Regions from separate parts of the Homo sapiens genome. Here regions 2, 3 and 4 are each linked to region 1. The links are chromatin contacts, found by Hi-C or POLR2A ChIA-PET in ENCODE. All regions are on one chromosome and are shown on one strand. Each heading gives the region's core, a stretch centred on a gene start or an enhancer-like site at or near the end of the contact. The rest is flanking DNA. Distances are from core to core; before and after follow the strand shown. Region 1 holds the start of DDX18 (DEAD-box helicase 18). Region 2 holds the start of RALB (RAS like proto-oncogene B). Region 3 holds the start of TMEM185B (transmembrane protein 185B). Region 4 holds the start of EPB41L5 (erythrocyte membrane protein band 4.1 like 5).

Region 1 (4,030 bases), core at 733-3,232:
ATGACATTGTTTTCTTTGCTAGAGTAACTGATGATGTGGCCTTGGAAATTCACTCTGTTAAAAATAACTCTCAACCCTAATTTTGAGAGTTGATTTGAAGTTATAATTTCTCATTCTTCTTCTAAAAATCCAGAAGAATTGGCATCAGTAGCTTTATCTATGTTTCTTAAAAGGTTATCAATCCCTAACGTTAAGCATTTCCATGCACCTGAAAGGATCGGCTTCTCTGATCTAAATGTCTTAAACACCTCGTAAATGTGGGTTTTTTTGGTTTTGAGGAAATGACTGCCAATCTTCACTACTAGCTAGAAAAAGTCACACTCTAGAAAAAAGGGAGTACCTTTCCATTACTACTACCAAAACATAGCCCCACAAATTTAAGTTACAACATAAAAGAAATAACAAATTTTGAGCACTTTCTATATATACTTCAGTTGTATCTATTTCAAAGTCACAGACCCAAAACTCACACATGTAATCAGGTAAATATATATGTATGTACATAGAGCTATAGAAATAGATACATATGTGTATATGCATATATATACTGATATATGCATAAATTTAAACTGGCATATATATTTACACTGAGATAAATGTTTGCGTGTGTGTGTGCGCTCTTACATTTCTGAATCATTCTTCAGCCTGCCTGATCATTAACAAATTAATCTAAGCACATTATTATTTGTTTGTCTTAGTTTTCCAGTCCAATCCAATGTGATTTCGAAGTCAATTCCTTCACATTCTGTTTAAACTCCCTCCCAAGTTTTCTCCCTCTCTGTTCCTCACTATGATCAGGTCTAATCTCCAGGGTCTCATGTTCTGCCCCTCCAAGTAAACAAATTAATCCAGGTTTCATGGACTCTTCCAGTTGTTCAGCTCAAATTGATTACTGTTAAGGGGAATTTGAGGGCATTGGGCCAATTTTTAAAGACAAATATGAATTTTTATGGAAATCTCCAAGTATTTTAATGTTGATAACAATTTTTTTAAAAATTAAATACTATATGCATACCCCTGTCTTCCTCCCCATCCCAAAAAAGAGATGACTATTAGCTAGCCACATTGCAATTTCTGTCCTGGACTGCTGAAGGGTCCTTGGGTATACTTAAGGAATATATAAACCTCTTTTTCAAACTGCAGTCAACCTATTATTAATGTAGTAAAGTTAATTTAAATTCATAGGAATCAGTATTTTTAGTAAGCTAAAAAGAATAATTTAGGATGGAATGAATGGAATTGAAGGAAAAAGAGTGAAAAGCAAGAATATTATTTTGAGAAATGTTATATTTATGTGTGTATGTGTACCAAGTGACACAGAAATTGTATTTCTGAGGAGAGTGGCCAAACAAGTTTGGAAATGCATATATATAATTTAGTTCTATTCAGTTTCCCAAATACAGTTGTCCCTCAGTATCCACAAGGGATTGAGTCCAGGACCCTCTATGGGTACCAATATCTTAGGATACTCAAAACCCTTATATACAATAGTGTAATATTTGCATTTATTTTACACACAACATCCTGTATACTTTAAATCATTTCTAAATGACTTATAATACCTTATACAACCTAAATGCTATGAAAGTAGTTATCACACTGTATTATTTTTAATTGTTTTTTTTTTAATGTTTTCAATGGGGGAGTTGGTTGAATCCACAGACAGGGAATTCAGGTACAGGGAGGGCCAACTCTAGTTCTGCACCCACAGAGGATAGGAACATAAAAATGCGGACTCCCTAAGGCCTCCTTCCCCTCCACGTTCTTTCTTCAGTCTTCCTCTAGGGGGAGCTCAAGTTAGCTTTAGCACAGTGTGAAGCCAGTGCAGCGTCTCGCTTCCACTTCTCCAGGGGGCGCTGCAAAGATTTTGGTCGCCAAAGATATCACGGTGCGCGCGTCTGGAAGCATTTCCGCTCTGGAGCATTTTCGTTCCGCCGGGTGCCAGCGTTCCTGTGACGCGTTTCCTGTTGGCCGAGCTGCGCACGTGCGGCCGGAAGGGAAGTAACGTCAGCCTGAGAACTGAGTAGCTGTACTGTGTGGCGCCTTATTCTAGGCACTTGTTGGGCAGAATGTCACACCTGCCGATGAAACTCCTGCGTAAGAAGATCGAGAAGCGGAACCTCAAATTGCGGCAGCGGAACCTAAAGTTTCAGGGTGAGATGCGTTGACTCGCGGTGGCTCAGAAGACCCACGCGCGAGCCCTGGCGCGTTCGGGCGGCCGGGGGCCCAGCTGCTCTGTGTGACGGAGGCAGCTTCCCCTGCAGCGTGTGTGATTGGGGAGAGTGAAAAGGCAGCTTCCACTCGGGACCCGCGCTGCTGCCCACTCGTCGCGTGGCTCCAGCGCTGCTCCTGACCTTTCTGAGCAATCAGTGTCTTCTTACAACGTTAGAGCGGGAGGACTCCCCGTTCACTTCTAGGCTTACGACTAACCCTGCCTTTTGCATTTCCACCTTAGCTTTTGGTTCCCTCACCACCTGCAAGTCGCACCTCACCTCATCCCTCATTTCCGGTTATGCTGCATGAAACGTCTCATTTCCACCCACTTTTCACATCTATTTAATTCCCGTATTTCTTTCCCCAAAAGCCCGTCTGGCTGTTTCCACAGAGCTTCTTTGATACTATTGCCTTCCTCTACCCACTTCCACACGTTCTCGTAGCACTTTCTCACCAGAGCTTCTACGTATTTGTGTCCCGCACAGTGACCTAAATGAAAAGGATTTTATCTGAATGTCACCTTTCTTACCTACCTCATTTGCAGTCCCAGTGTCCTGACAGTGGGGCCACAGATCTTGAAGTAATTGTGTTAACCTGTTGTCCAGGTTAAGATACAAACTCCCCGAGGGAAAGTTTGGAGGCACAGTGCCTTGCCCCAGTTGGTTTTCAACAGACATTAATTGAAAAAAAATTCTGCAGGAGGCAATAGGTTTGTGAATTTTAGGAATATGTTTTGAAATACTCTTGTATTTCTAATTCCTATAGAATAATACTACAGCATTACTACTTTTCAGCGCATATGTAAGTAAATTTGAACAAAAGATGGTGTTTTATCTTTTTCAGTAAACAAACAGGGAACCTTTGGTAAGGACATTCTCAGGTACAGTCATGCATCGCATAACAGGAGGGGGGATACATTGTGAGAAATGTGTCATTAGGGGCTTTTGTCGTTTTGCGAACTTTATCTAGTTACACAAACCTAAATCTACTACACACCCAGGCTACATGATATAGCCTGTTGCTCGTAAGCTGTCATCCTGTACAGCATGTTACTGTACTATACTCAGAGAATTGTAACACAATGGTAAGTGTATGTATGGCTAAATATATCTAAACATAGAAAAGGTACAGTAAAAAGACTATGACATGAGAGATTTAGAAAATGGTACCTCTGTATACAGTACTTACCATGAATGGAGTTTGCAGGACTGGAAGTTACCCTGAGCGAGTCAGTGAGCGGTGAGTGAATGTGAAGGCCTAGAACATTACTGTACACTATAGACTTTATAAACACTGTACACTTGGGCTACACTGTTGAGTTTTTTAATACTTTTATTCTTAAATTAACCTTAGCCTGCTGTAACTTTTACATTATAAACTTGTTAAATTTTAACCTTTTGACTTTAATAACACTTAGCTTACAACACAAGCACATTGTACATACAGCTGTACAAAAAGTTTCCTTTTGTCCTTATTCTATGTGATTTTTATTTTATTTTTTTTTCTTTTTAAGCTTTTTGTTAAAAATGTAAAGACACAGACACATTCAGTTTCACTGTCTTCCGCTTCCACATCTTGTCCCACTGGAAGATCTTCAGGGGCAACAATAGGCATGGAGCTGTCATCTCCTATGATAACAGTGCCTTCTAAAATACCTCTCTCCCTGAGGCTCTTTTACAGTCGACTCATTTTTTTTTAATAAGTAAAAGGAGTAAACTCTAAAATGATGATCAAAAGTATAGTAAACACATAAACAAGTAACATAGTTTATTATCACGTATTATGTATTGTACATAATTATGTGTGCTGTACTTTA
Region 2 (4,030 bases), core at 721-3,220, 2.4 Mb after region 1:
TGCACAGCTCAGGGTCTGGCATGTCCAGGATCTGAATAGATGATCCTGCTGGAGGAGTCCCAGTAGGACCCCTCCGAGTTCTAGGCAGGCAGAGAATGAAAGCAGCATTTCTCAGAAAGCCCTGTGCATCCTGTTACCAATGCAAAGGAATGGCACTTCAGCACCCCAGAAAAGGTGGGGAAACCTCCTGCATCTGCTGTGGGTCCTAGGGGATGGGGGGCAGGTGGGAACAGTAGAATCCTGGCCTGTGGCCTGATTTCTGACCCTGTTCCCTCAACTATCATACCCTTTTCACTTGGGTAGGCTGCTGCAGCTGCTCTCCTCTCTATACTTGCATTTGACAAAGGGTACCACCACAGCAGGCCCTTTCCACCAGGCTGCACGCGGTCACACTTGATACAGATGGGCTTTGGGAGATAAGGCTGTACCAGATTGGTGATCACACACTTGACTGTACATCGTGGCCTCTGGTGGCAATCACTAATGTAAGCTCACATTCCTGAGGCACTCACCAAGTTCCTAGCACTGTACTGAGAGCTCTATGTGGACTTGCATGTACATCTTCTTACCTATAGCATGGAGGTGCTGCTATTGGGCAGCTGGTGAAACTAAAGCCCACAGAAGTAGTTTCCTAATTAAGTAACTGCTAGTCACAAGGTAGAGCCCTCCTTTAATCCTATGCTTCCAGACTCCAAACCTGTGCACTTAACTGTTACTCCGTAAGAAAAGGTTTGGGTCTGATTCCTCTTCTAGGTTATAAATACTAGGGAGCTTCCTCTTTGAGAAGCCTCCTACCCCATCTCCTTACTGTACCTAGCAAAGTGTCTGTCATACGATTAGCACTCAATAAAAGTTTTAAATGTGAATGAGAATGGTAAAAACAGAATACTTAGTAGGCTAACACTAGGATATTCTTCTGATTGCACTTTTTTGTTAAGTTGGTCACTTAAGACTAAGGTAAAGCTTCTGTGCTTTTTGATATAGATGCTGATGGAGGGACTGGATCTGGTAGATACATAGCAATCTAATCATGGCCCAAAGCCTCCAATATAGTATACACATGCATCCTAACTTACAATGATCAACAATGAAAGAATTAATTACACTGTGCTAGCAGCCATGGATATCACATTGCATAAGAGATAGTTCCCTCCCTTAGAGATAAGAGGCAGACGTTTAAACTGTCAGTTGCGATGGCTTGTGACTCTCATGAGGTCTGCGTAGGGGTCAGCACGGTCACAAAACCTGTGGAGGAGGAGGTGGTTAGGAAGGAAAATCCACCGAGATGAAGCTGTACTGGATACAAAATCACACGTTCCTGGGCTTTGGCAGGGAGCTTGCCCACTGCACTTCCTGCCTCGAGGCTATGGCTGGGGTGGGATTCTGGCCCTTGTAGGCGGCCTGGGTCCAGTCTCCGCCATGCACTCACTAACTCCATTACTGCTAATGGGATGTCATCAGCGAAGCGAGTGGTGGCGGCAGGTGGAGTCCCGCCCCAAGACCCCCGGGCGGCATCCCCATCGCCGCGCTCCAGCACTCTTCGCCACCTCGTAATTTTCTTCTGTTTCTGTATGATCAGGTCTGTCCTTCGCTTTTGCTTTCCATTACTTCGTCCTAGCCCTGGCCTGAATCCCACAACTGGCGCCCCACCTTGTGCACCCGCACCCGCCCTCAATACCGGCGGGCAGCTCCTCCACTGCCGCAGGGTTACCAGCTGCGTGTCCGAGGGGCAGAGAGAGAAACAGAGGGGGACGGGGCAGGCGCGCTGGGCCCGCCCCCCCGTGCCTGGGGCAGCTTCTCATTGGTGAAACCTCCTCCCCGGCCGCCCGCTGCTTGGAAAATCAGCCTCGGATTGGCTGACAGCCCCCCGACGGGCGTGGCTTCCGAGGAGAGGGCAAGAACGGAAGCGAGGGCGCGCTCTCGAGAGGAGGGGTTGCCTAGGCGACGCCGGAGGCGCGCTCGGGGGGTGGGAAAGCGAGCCCGGCAGCTCAATGACAAATCGGTGGAGGACGGCTGGGGTCCGGCCCCGGGAGGGGGCGGGGCGCGTTTAAGAGCTGCGGGCCGGGTGCGGACGGCGGAGGCGGCGGGACTGGTCCCTGGTAAGGGCGCGGCGCCCGCGGGCCCCGGGCGGGGTGGGGCGCGGGCTGGGGAGTGGGGTACGCCGCACGCCCGCAGCCTCTTGCTCCCTCCGTGCCGGGCTGTGGCCGGGCGGCGGCAGGACATGTCGCGCCCCGAGGCCGGCGGAGGGCGACGCCCCGGCAGCGGCCCCGCTCCGCTCCGGGAGGACTCCCTGGGGGAGTCTCGGCTTCCTGGGCTGCCTGGGGCTGAGGAAGTGGGGGCGGCCTCCGCCTCTCCCTTGTAGCCGCGGTTCCTTCCCTATCCCGCAGATGGCTCTGCTTCCACTTCCTGCCGCGGGCCTCCCGCTCGGGACCGTCCACTTCCTCAGTCCTCCGGCCGCGGCTTGGGCAGGGTCAGGGCTGGGAAGTGTTGCAAAAACTTAACTGCCCTCGGAACTTGCACGCGCCGTGAACTGGGCGGTGTTCCTAAAGGGCTTCGGTTTGCTGGTTTTGTTTTGGTCCTGTCTTGCAAATGAGCATAAAGTTGTTTCTCCCCCAGCCTCCTCCCCTTTCCTTTCTGATAGGGGCCAGCGGCGAAGGGGCTTCTAAGGGGAAGCGCCTGGACTGGGCATCGCCGTCCCGGTTCTTGCCGCCTGTGGGAGTGTGAGGTTAACCGTGCTCGGTGCAGGGTTGCGGGGCGCGGAGCTTGCTGCGTCCACACTGCTTGTGTGAGCAGTGTCCTCTCTGTGCTCATTTCCAACGAGAAACGTTGGAACTTTGGTGTTCTTATCAGGTGAGTCTTCGGGAGAGAAGTGCTTGTGCCTGGCGGACTGAATGAATTGGCCGTGGAAGAGACTTGGCTGATTGCTCATCTGGGTTACCTGTGACTCATCTTCAGCCCTTGTAGAACAGTGCACTTTCTGCTCTGTCCTGGTTTCCTAACCTCATTTCTTCTGAAGTTTTGGGGATGGATGGTGGGCATGGAGTATCAGAGGGGATAGTGAATCTTTTAGAGGTGTCAATGACTGATGTTCCAAGCAGAGCCATAAGATTGTTGGATGTCAAAGCTCAGAACCGGTCAAGGCTCAGAATGCTCCTTAAACCTGGAGCAATAGAAGCACAGTATCGAAGTTCCCAGAAATGGGCCGACCATGAAAGGTAGCACTGCATATTGGGAAAAACAGGAGGGGTGAGTTTGAAGACCTGGGTTTGATGCAGGTTCTGAGAGTTTACCGGTGTTGTGATGTGGAGCACGATCTTTCCCCCTCTGAGCTCCAGAGTCAGCAACTGTAGAAGGGTGATGATAGTTATCCTAATTGTTAGGATTAAACGAAATAGGAGCGGGGGAGAAGAAGGCCAGGGAGACATATCCTTTGTGCGTGGCTTTAGTTGTCAGCCGGTCTGCTTTATTCTGACCACATCTGGGGCTTTCCTTCCTTGCCCATTCACATTGCTTCCCATTGGAAACAGCACTCTTATCGGAGATCTCAGCCAGATTTCCCTCTGCCCGAGGAATAGAACATTTTCCCAGGATTGTGTGTGGAAAATAGTGTAAGTTATTAGATATCTTTTGGGAACTTGGGACCTAGACCATAAGGATAAACAGGATTTAGAGTCTTCCACGGCATATGAAGAGATTTTGGTAGAAGATGAGGGTAGAAAAGTTCTAAATTCTTGCCTTGACTGAAGATGGCTTGAGATTCCATGAAAAATTTTAAGCCTGAGAATTGAGATAATCCTTTTTTTGTTTGTTTTTGGGGGCAGAGTCTTGCGCTATTTCCCAGGCTGGAGTGGAGTGGTGTGATCACCGCTCACTGCAGCCCCCACCTCCCAGGCTCAGGTGAGTCTCCCACCTCAGCCTCCCGAGTAGCTTGGTACAGTCTTGCACCACCATGCCAAGCTAATTTTTGTATTTTTTGTAGAGATGGGGTTTCACCATGTTGCCCAGGCTGGTCTCGAACTGCTGGGCTCAA
Region 3 (4,030 bases), core at 699-3,198, 2.4 Mb after region 1:
TATTTTAACAGTAGGAACACTAAAAATATCAACTATGAGGTTTATAAACAAGTGGTGGGAAAGAGAACTTTTTACATTTGCTATTGTTATGACAGGCACAATCTGAAATACAATTTTAGATTAGCAGTGTATAAAAATACTTTTTAAACAATAGTTTTGATAGGTACAGTAGCATTTAAACAAACAGCTGTGTGGTTATTCCTTTTGAGGACCTACTAAAACAATTCGACTTACTGCCCCCAGCTACACCTGAAAGTGCGAACCTGGAAAGCAAGTCTCTTACCCAGGTACACATCACACACACCCACATACTGAAACCACCTCCATCTATGATGCATACTGATGAGGCGGTGATCTCAAACACGGCGTGAGACGAGTGTTTGAAGCCTGTTTCCATTTCCAGGTTTGGGATGAATGAACAAGAGGCGAAGGCCAAGTGGAGTCTGTGTGTGCCTGGGTCCTCTCTAGGAGTTTAATCTGGCATATCAATATTTAACTTGGGAGGGGGGGGAACGTATTTCCCAGGGCTCTGGGTTATAACTACTCTGGCCTTCTTTCCAAATATTGGAGCAATTTTCGGAGCTTCTGGAACTGATGTTTCTTCAGCATCTTCACTATCTTCGTGATGGAGATCATATGAAATGTTCCCATATTCTCTTAAAAATGGGAAAATTTCAAGCAGAAACTGACAGAAGTCTCTGCGAATGCCAAACCACCAATGATTGCCCCCCTTTCGCCTAAATGTTGTGGCCATTAAAGTTAGTAAGGAAAGCCAAAGGGGGACAAATATGGAGACGTAGGAGAATGTATTGTGGCCATCCAATCTGTGAACCAGCAGGACCTCAAAAGTGAGCAGAGGCACGACAATCGTTATCCAACTGATAGCCATGGTCACGTGTGTTCTCCGCTGCTCGGCAACCACATCCAGGGACCGCAGGAACAGGAGGGACCAGACGATGTAATAGAGGACGACCAGGCAAAGGAACGACATGAGGATCCACAGGGGCACAAACACCACCAGCCACGGCCAGTGAATAATCCTGTCCAGCTTTAGGGCGATGAAGATGAACTGCAGGATGTTGACCGAGCACAGGATCTCCAGCTCCAGCGACCTATCGTGTCGAAAGCCCCAGACGCAGGCAGCCACGGACACGGGGGACACGAAGAAGAGAGGCATGAAGACCAGCAGCCAGAAGTGGGTGCCCCTCTCCACCCTGTCGCAGACCAGGACTTCGAACATGAGCAGCAGCAGGTGGATGCCCACAGCGATCAGCATGGCTTTGAACTCCACACAGGCCTCTCCCTCGGTGCGGTAGCGAGGGTTGCGGGCCCAAACGCCCGCGCCCACGGAGGCGCCTGCGACGACTAGAAGCTTCCACAGCCATATGGGGGCAAAGACGGCCCAGTAGCTCCATTGGATGATGCCGTCCAGGCGGAGGGGCAGCAGCACCGAGAAGAGCAGCAGGCAGGTGTAGATGAGAAACTTACTGGGGTTGAAGTCCTGGAACAGGCCCCTGGGGTTCATGGCGGAGGCCGCCGCTTGCCTGCCCGGGCCTGCTCCCTCGCGACGCTCGGCGCTCGCGTCTCCGCGGCTTCTCCGGCCGCCGCCTCCCGGGCCCCGCCCAAGCCGGCTCCGCGTGGACGAATGCCGGGACGACCAGGAGGAGGTTCGGAGCGGCGAAGCGGAGAGGCCGGAACACGTGCACGCGCGGTCACGTGGCCCGGCCGGAAGCGCGCTGGGGTGTGGCGCGCGCGGGCACGGGCGGCGCGGCGGTTACAAACTGGGCGCTGCCTCGGTCCCGCCGCCGCCCGCGTTCACTCCGTACCCATCAAGAAGGCACCTAATGCGTGTGGGGCCCGAAGGGGCCTGGCGCGCTGCTGACTCCCCAAGCGGCCCGCGACCTTGGGCGGACGCTTCCAGGCGACTCCGGGAACATGGAGGCGGGAGTGAGCTCACATCCTCCCTGCCGGCCGGGGCGGGCCCTGCGGGGGCGGGGCCGGGTGGAGAGGGCGGGGCCTGGGCGTTGGCACCCTACCCATCTCTGCCGGGATCCTCGCCTCCCCGCGCTCGCCGCGGCTTCCCGGGAACCCGCCCGGGGCTAGAGCGCCCGCGGTGAGGCTCCAGCACCCCGCGCGCGCGAGCAGAGGCGGTGGCCGGGCTAGTGCGGGAGTTTGCGAGCGAGGGAGCGGGTGCCGGTAACTGAACGGATGCAAGGCGATGTGCATGAGCGCAGACCTGTGGGGGCCGGCGGCGGGTGTATCCCTGGCTCAAAGGAAAAGGCCCGCGCGTAGACTCAGGGCACGAGGTGGGGGGGCCTTACCTGGGATGAAGACTCGCGGGGCAGAACTCCGCCTGGTGGAGCAACGGACGTTTCTCAGGCTGCCTGCGAAGTGGCTGTGCAGAGATCCCAGGCGGCAGCGGCGCTCTTGTACCTGTCCCTCTCACTCCAGAGTGGAAGGTGCTGGTGAGGGTGTTAGACCCCACTCGGGAGGAAACTGGATCCAGACCAGGGTTGGGGGTTGCTTTCTGCCCCAGGTCACCCGGCAGGTTAACAGAGAATCGCGTCGCAGATACAGGGCTCCTACCTTCAAGTGTCTAGTCCTCATTTTGACTTATTTGGCCCTGTCTCTGTGTTATTCTCGCAAAACCATGTTTTCCTTTTCCTTTGGAAAAGGGTACTGGACCAGAGGTCAAGAGATTTGGGTTCTTGTCCAGGCCGTGCCACCCATCAGCTGAGAAACCTAGGCAAATTCACCTCTTTCTCTCTGGGCCTCAGTTTCCTGGTCTATGAAGTTGGGGGACAGACCTGGGTGGTGTCTAAGGGCAAGGCTGCAGCGGGTCTGTGATTTGGAGCACCCCTTTCGCCCTCTGGCCATCTGGGCAGACCCTGGAGGATTTCTGTCTTCCCCGCTGTCCCACTGCTCAGCAGAGCCCTGGCTGCCCTCACCAGTCTCTCCTAGTCCTCTTTTCCTGAAGTGGCTGTGGGATGTTGTCACGCAGGTCCTGGGCTCTGAAGTGGGACAGGCCATCAGAGGAACGCATGGCCTGTCAGGGCCTCCGCGGAGTGGCCCTCCCGCACCCTCACAGCACTGCCCCAGGCGGGCATGAGCAGGGTGTCCAGGTGTCGGGCGGACAGTCCCAGCCCCCGAGGCGCTCTCCACAACTTCACTTCAGCCACAGGCAATCTGTGGCCCTGGGGAAGGGAGTCCAGCTGAGTGAGCTTCACCAGTCCTCAGGCTCAGCCCTTAAGGCTGACTTCATAGATGTGTCTTCAGGGCCTCTTGTTTCTGGAGAGCCTTATCTCCCTCCATTCCTCCCCTAAACAGAGTTGCTCCAATCTGTCTGTTTTACACATTGGTCTTTTTTGTACTCTTTTCTCCCAAGAAGGATTTGTCAACTAAAAATTTGTAAAAGTGGAAAACCCCCTCACCAATCCAACCTCTTCATCTGTGAAATGGGCTTGGAAAAGCACACAGGATTGTTTTGAGGATTAGATGAATCAATACATGGAACTTTGCACTTTGCATTTAGAGACCTGCAAGTAATTGATTTGACCCCACTAGGAAAGCAGAGCCCGTGGAGGGGAGGCGCTGCCAGGAGCGCCCCCACCCTCCGGGAGCTGGTGGCAGAGTCAGGTCCTCTGGACCCTGCGAGAACAGTCAGAAGTCCTTCCCAATCACCTATGTAGTCAGATGAACTCAGGGCCTCTGCTGCCATCTTTGTGGCAAAGACAGAGCTCGGAGCTTATTTTCCCACCTTGAGCTCCTCATTCAGAACAAGTGCACCCTCTCCATCCAAGAAGCGGGTATCAAGGTGTCCTGTCACAGTGCAACAGTGGCTCTGCTGCACAGCTCCTGAGGGAGGGCAGACCCAGCTTCCAGGCTTGTGCCACAGGGTGAGGGATGCTGTCTGCCATCTGTCCCCAGCTGGCTTCCTTTGGCCTGCAGGCCTTGACCCCTCCCCCATCATGCCCTGGGCATCAGACACCCCTCCTTCACTGTTTTCCCTGATGCGGCCAGTCTCTCAGAC
Region 4 (4,030 bases), core at 528-3,027, 2.2 Mb after region 1:
AACCATTAACAGGCAGCAGAAGGGACGCTCCGTGACTGCTGGGCATAGCCCTTCATAGGCCTCAGAGCTTCTGTTTTCACTGTTTTGCCACACCAGCGGATCTGCAAGAGAGTAGCCCAGGCAGAACTCAGCTGTTCTTTGCAGCCACCCCAGCGGAGATGCCACACAGACCAGTGAAACCACCTTGGCAGCTCCAGCACCTGTTGAGCTGCCCAGCCAACACCACATGGGGCAGAGATGAGCTGCCAAGCCTGTCTACTACGTTTTGGGGTGGTGGAGGAGTGGGCAGTGCCAAATCCCGAGAAGAAGCTCAATGAGTATTTGTCTCTTTTCATTTCAGCAAGCAGAGGGTCCTCAAGGTAACACCTTCCAGTGGCTCCCCCACCTCTCTCAGAGCTCTAGCCAGGGCCCACAAGGCCCTACATCTTACCCCTTTCCTCTCTGACTGTCACCTCCTCTTCCTCTTGCTTCCTCACTTCTAGCCACACTGGACTTCCTTGAAAAGACAGACCTGTCCCCTTGCAGGGCCTTTTGCCCTTGCTGTTCCCTTCGGTTCTCCCCAGATGGCCACAGGGTTCCTCCCACACCTCCTCTAGGTCTTCATTCAAATGCTACCTTTTTTTTTTTTTTTGAGACTGAGTCTGGCTTTGTCGCCAGGCTGGAGTGCAGTGGCGTGATCTGGGCTCACTGCAACTTCCGCCTCCCGGGTTCGAGCGATTCCCCTGCCTCAGCCTCCTGAGTAGCTGGGACTACAGTCGGACGCCACCAGGCTCAGCTAATTTTTGTATTTTTAGTGGAGACGGAGTTTCACAGTGTTGGCCAGGCTGGTCTCGATCTCCTGACCTCGTGATCCGCCCGCCTCGGCCTCCCAAAGTGTTGGGATTACAGGAGTGAGCCACCGCGCCCAGCCAAATGCCACCTTCTTATTGTGACCTGCTATGTAAAATCGCAAACCCTCACTGCCTGTGGTTATTCCCTACTTGTACTTTTCTTTTTAGCATTTACCAATGTCTGACAGTATTTAATTTCACTAATTTATCTCGTTTATTTTATGTCTCGTTTATATTCCTGCTATAACGTAAACTCCGGGAAGGATTTTTGTCTGTCTTGGTTGTCTGTCGTATCTCGTGTCTAGAACACAGAACTCACAGTAAGTAGGCACTTCAATCAATTACCTGTAGAATGAACGGACTGAATGTCACCTTGTTAGAGTACCCTCCTGACCACACTCTGCTAAGCAGTAATCTTTTATTTCTCTTTCCCAGTTTTATTTTTCCTCATTTACACTTAATCACCTTGTGACACCTATTTGTTTACTGTTTCCCCAGTAGAGTGAAAGTCACTTTAACAGCAGAGATTTAAATGTATTTTAATCCCTACAAAGGAGAAAAAGGGAGGAAATACGTGACAGGCTCTCAATAAGTATTTGCGAAGGATTTAATCTCTTGAACGAATGGATGAATGAATCTAGCAGCCAGCTCCACCAGCCTCCTTCGTGATAGGACTAACTGGGGTCTGTCTGCGGACGGGCGCCTCCTCCGCGGGCGGAGGGCCGCAGCGGGAACTGGGTTTCGGCAGCGCCCCTTTAAACCAGCCGCGGACGCCCGGCTGCTGGCGCTAGTTCCAGCCCGGCCGGGCCCGGCCTCGCCGGTTTCTCTCCAGTCGCCGCGCCGGCCAATTTCCGGGGCGGTGTCATCGCCCGTTTAAGAGCGGAGCGCTCCGCCCTGGGGGCGGAGCTGGGAGGGAGCTTTAAGGGGTGGACGGGCGGGAGGTCGGGGTCCTCCGGGGATTAGAGCCGGTGGGCTCGTTGTGGGCGCCATTTCTCGGCGTCTACCGAGGAGCCGCCCCTTTCTCAGCCTTGCTCGGCTCTTCCCCGCTCTGGTCGCCGGGGCTGCGCCGTCCCCAGCTCAGGTAAGCGCGAGGCCCGGCGGCGGCGCCGCAGTACAGTCCGCTGCGCTCCTAGCCGAGTGGACCCTTCCTCGCCCGCGCCTGCGGTAGCGGCCTTGTCCCCGGGGAGGCGGGCGGGGGCCGCACCCAGACCCTAGGGCGGCCGGCCCCTCTCTCGTCGGGCCGGCAGGGCATTAATCCCGCCGGAGGGAGGGGCGGCGGCGGCCAATGAGGCAGGGCCGCCGAGTTTCGGTCGATACCGCGCGACGGGCCGGGGCGGAGGGCCCGGGGCAGCCGGGTTAATGTTTGCCGAGCGGACGCGCTCCCCGAGCCGCGGGTACCCCTCGCTGGTCCGCTGGGCTGCCGTCCAGCGGGAGAGACAAAAGTCGCAAGGGAAGGGGAAAAACGAACTGAGTTTGTGTCACTGTCTTGGTGGACTTTTCGAGCTAACCTGTATTTGAGAAAAACTTCAGTCTCTTGGGAAAGGAGAGGCAGGTGTGTTCCCATGAAAGACGAGGTCTGAAGGTCCCGCCCCGCCCCCACCCGGGACGGTTGTCGTGCTAATGATGGGTTCTTTGGTGTGTAAATGTTAATTGTGTCTGTGGTTACTCGAATTCTACCTAAGAGCGAGACCCAACTCTTAAAACGTTTGGCAATATTTTAGACTAATATTAAAAGTTTTTAAAGAATTACGGGGAAAATTCCCATAACCGTGTACATTTGTAATGTAACCCACAACTGCATTAACTCAGTTTCTAACATAACCCGTTGCTGAGCTCTAGTTAACCTTGTTGGATTATTTGTGCATGTAATATGCTGTGCAGGCTTTAGAAAATAGGTTAACATTATTCGAAAACGATATGCGTAACTGCTGTTGAATTACTCGCTTGCATTTTCTTTATTGGGAATACTGGGACAAAATATAGTGTTACCTTAAATGGCATTTGCTGTATGTTATATTGCTTTATCAAAAAGCAATTAACCAACCATATTGTGGCCACCAGTCATGTAAGAGTATACATATTTCATGACTAACTTTTGGGTTTTGGGTACTTTTTTTAACCAACTTCTGATAGGATTGCTTAAATTTGCATTTTATGATTCTAAAGGAAATCCTTCTAGTTAGGAACTAGAGTAGAAACTACTGTTTTTTGGAAGCCACATAAACCTACCATCCAAAAATTCCACTGTGTCATTCTAGTGTGTCAGGCGAGATGCGGGTTAAGCCAGCTGTTGGGCCAAAGTAGTGAACAAGCCAGACGAAGTCTTTGTCCTTGTGTGTGAGTGGGGGAAGTAGTCAGTAAAAAAGATAATAATTAACAGATATTTAATTACAATTTCTTTGTTATAAAGAAAAGGCTAAGAGTACTGAAAGAGATGTCGAATTTAGACTCACAAGTCTGAGATTGCTTTTCTGAGAATAAGACATTTCAACTATAAGTCTGAAGTTAGTCCAGTGAAATGGGAGCGGGTGGAAGAGAGGTCAACTGGAAAAAGAGCAATCCAGAAAGGTGGAACAGCTAATGAAAAATGGTCCAGAATTAAAAAGACTCTCCGGCCGAGCAGCAAGAGTACAAGAGCAGAGCAAACAGAGGGGAGTAGGCTGACAGATGGGTCAGGCAAGTAGGAGGAGCTGCATCTAGGACCAGGGCCATTAAAGATTTTAGAACAGGGATCAGATTTGTGGTTGCCAAAAATCCAGTGGCTGCAACATGAAGAGCGCAATTGGAAGAGTGCAGGTGGGAGGGGAAAAGTGAGTATGAGAAAACTTTTTTCACAATCATTAAAAAAAAAAAAAACCCACAACTTTTAGTGATCCATTCATATTATTTTTTTTTTCCATTAAAAAAAATTAGGCCAGGCGCAGTGGCTCACGCCTGTAATCCCAGCACTTTGGGAGGCCGAGGCGGGCGGATCACGAGGTCAGGAGATGGAGACTATCCTGGCTAACACGGTGAAACCCCGCCTCTACTAAAAAAAATAACAAAAAATTAGCCGGTCGTAGCGGCGGGCACCTGTAGTCCCAGCTACTTGGGAGGCTGAGGCAGAAGAATGGCGTAAACCCGGGAGGCAGATCTTGCAGTGAGCCCAGATCGCGCCACTGCACTTCAGCCTGGGCAACAGAGCGAGACTCAAAAAAAAA

Evidence for each region. A loop is a pair of places that touch in the nucleus more often than their neighbours do. ChIA-PET counts read pairs that join two places held with the same protein, here RNA polymerase II (POLR2A). Pooled maps may share reads with other maps.
Region 2: a map of CD8-positive, alpha-beta T cell shows a loop between it and region 1 (10-fold over the local background). The contact joins the promoter of RALB here to the promoter of DDX18 in region 1. A Hi-C loop is called at or near these places in 3 of 168 maps with a recorded cell type or tissue (CD4-positive, alpha-beta memory T cell, CD8-positive, alpha-beta T cell and naive thymus-derived CD4-positive, alpha-beta T cell) and 12 of 50 pooled maps.
Region 3: a loop to region 1 is called in a pooled map, with 7 times the contacts of the local background. The contact joins the promoter of TMEM185B here to the promoter of DDX18 in region 1. A Hi-C loop is called at or near these places in 1 of 168 maps with a recorded cell type or tissue (CD8-positive, alpha-beta T cell) and 6 of 50 pooled maps. POLR2A ChIA-PET finds 5 or more read pairs at or near these places in 1 of 52 experiments (GM10248).
Region 4: a map of CD8-positive, alpha-beta T cell shows a loop between it and region 1 (27-fold over the local background). The contact joins the promoter of EPB41L5 here to the promoter of DDX18 in region 1. A Hi-C loop is called at or near these places in 2 of 168 maps with a recorded cell type or tissue (CD8-positive, alpha-beta T cell and ascending aorta) and 9 of 50 pooled maps.

The regions. Positions count from the first base shown.
Region 1 is chr2:117,812,709-117,816,738 of GRCh38, forward strand. DDX18 (DEAD-box helicase 18) reads left to right here and starts at 1,983. Exons shown (of 14, transcript NM_006773.4): 1 at 1,983-2,154. The coding sequence starts at 2,070. RefSeq lists enhancers at 1,745-2,039, 1,767-2,304, 1,850-1,979, 2,110-2,159, 2,180-2,229 and 1 more.
Region 2 is chr2:120,250,882-120,254,911 of GRCh38, forward strand. It overlaps RALB (RAS like proto-oncogene B), which reads left to right and starts at 1,971. Exons shown (of 5, transcript NM_002881.3): 1 at 1,971-2,099. RefSeq lists a silencer at 1,664-2,253 and an enhancer at 2,754-3,023.
Region 3 is chr2:120,221,452-120,225,481 of GRCh38, forward strand. TMEM185B (transmembrane protein 185B) reads right to left here and starts at 1,949. Exons shown (of 1, transcript NM_024121.3): 1 at 1-1,949. The coding sequence starts at 1,525. The coding sequence ends at 473. RefSeq lists silencers at 1,548-1,747, 1,898-2,267, 1,987-2,147 and an enhancer at 2,242-2,905.
Region 4 is chr2:120,011,300-120,015,329 of GRCh38, forward strand. It overlaps EPB41L5 (erythrocyte membrane protein band 4.1 like 5), which reads left to right and starts at 1,778. Exons shown (of 25, transcript NM_020909.4): 1 at 1,778-1,911. It overlaps LOC107985817 (a long non-coding RNA gene), which reads left to right. Exons shown (of 4, transcript XR_001739205.2): 3 at 341-359; 4 at 1,094-1,405. RefSeq lists a silencer at 1,954-2,123.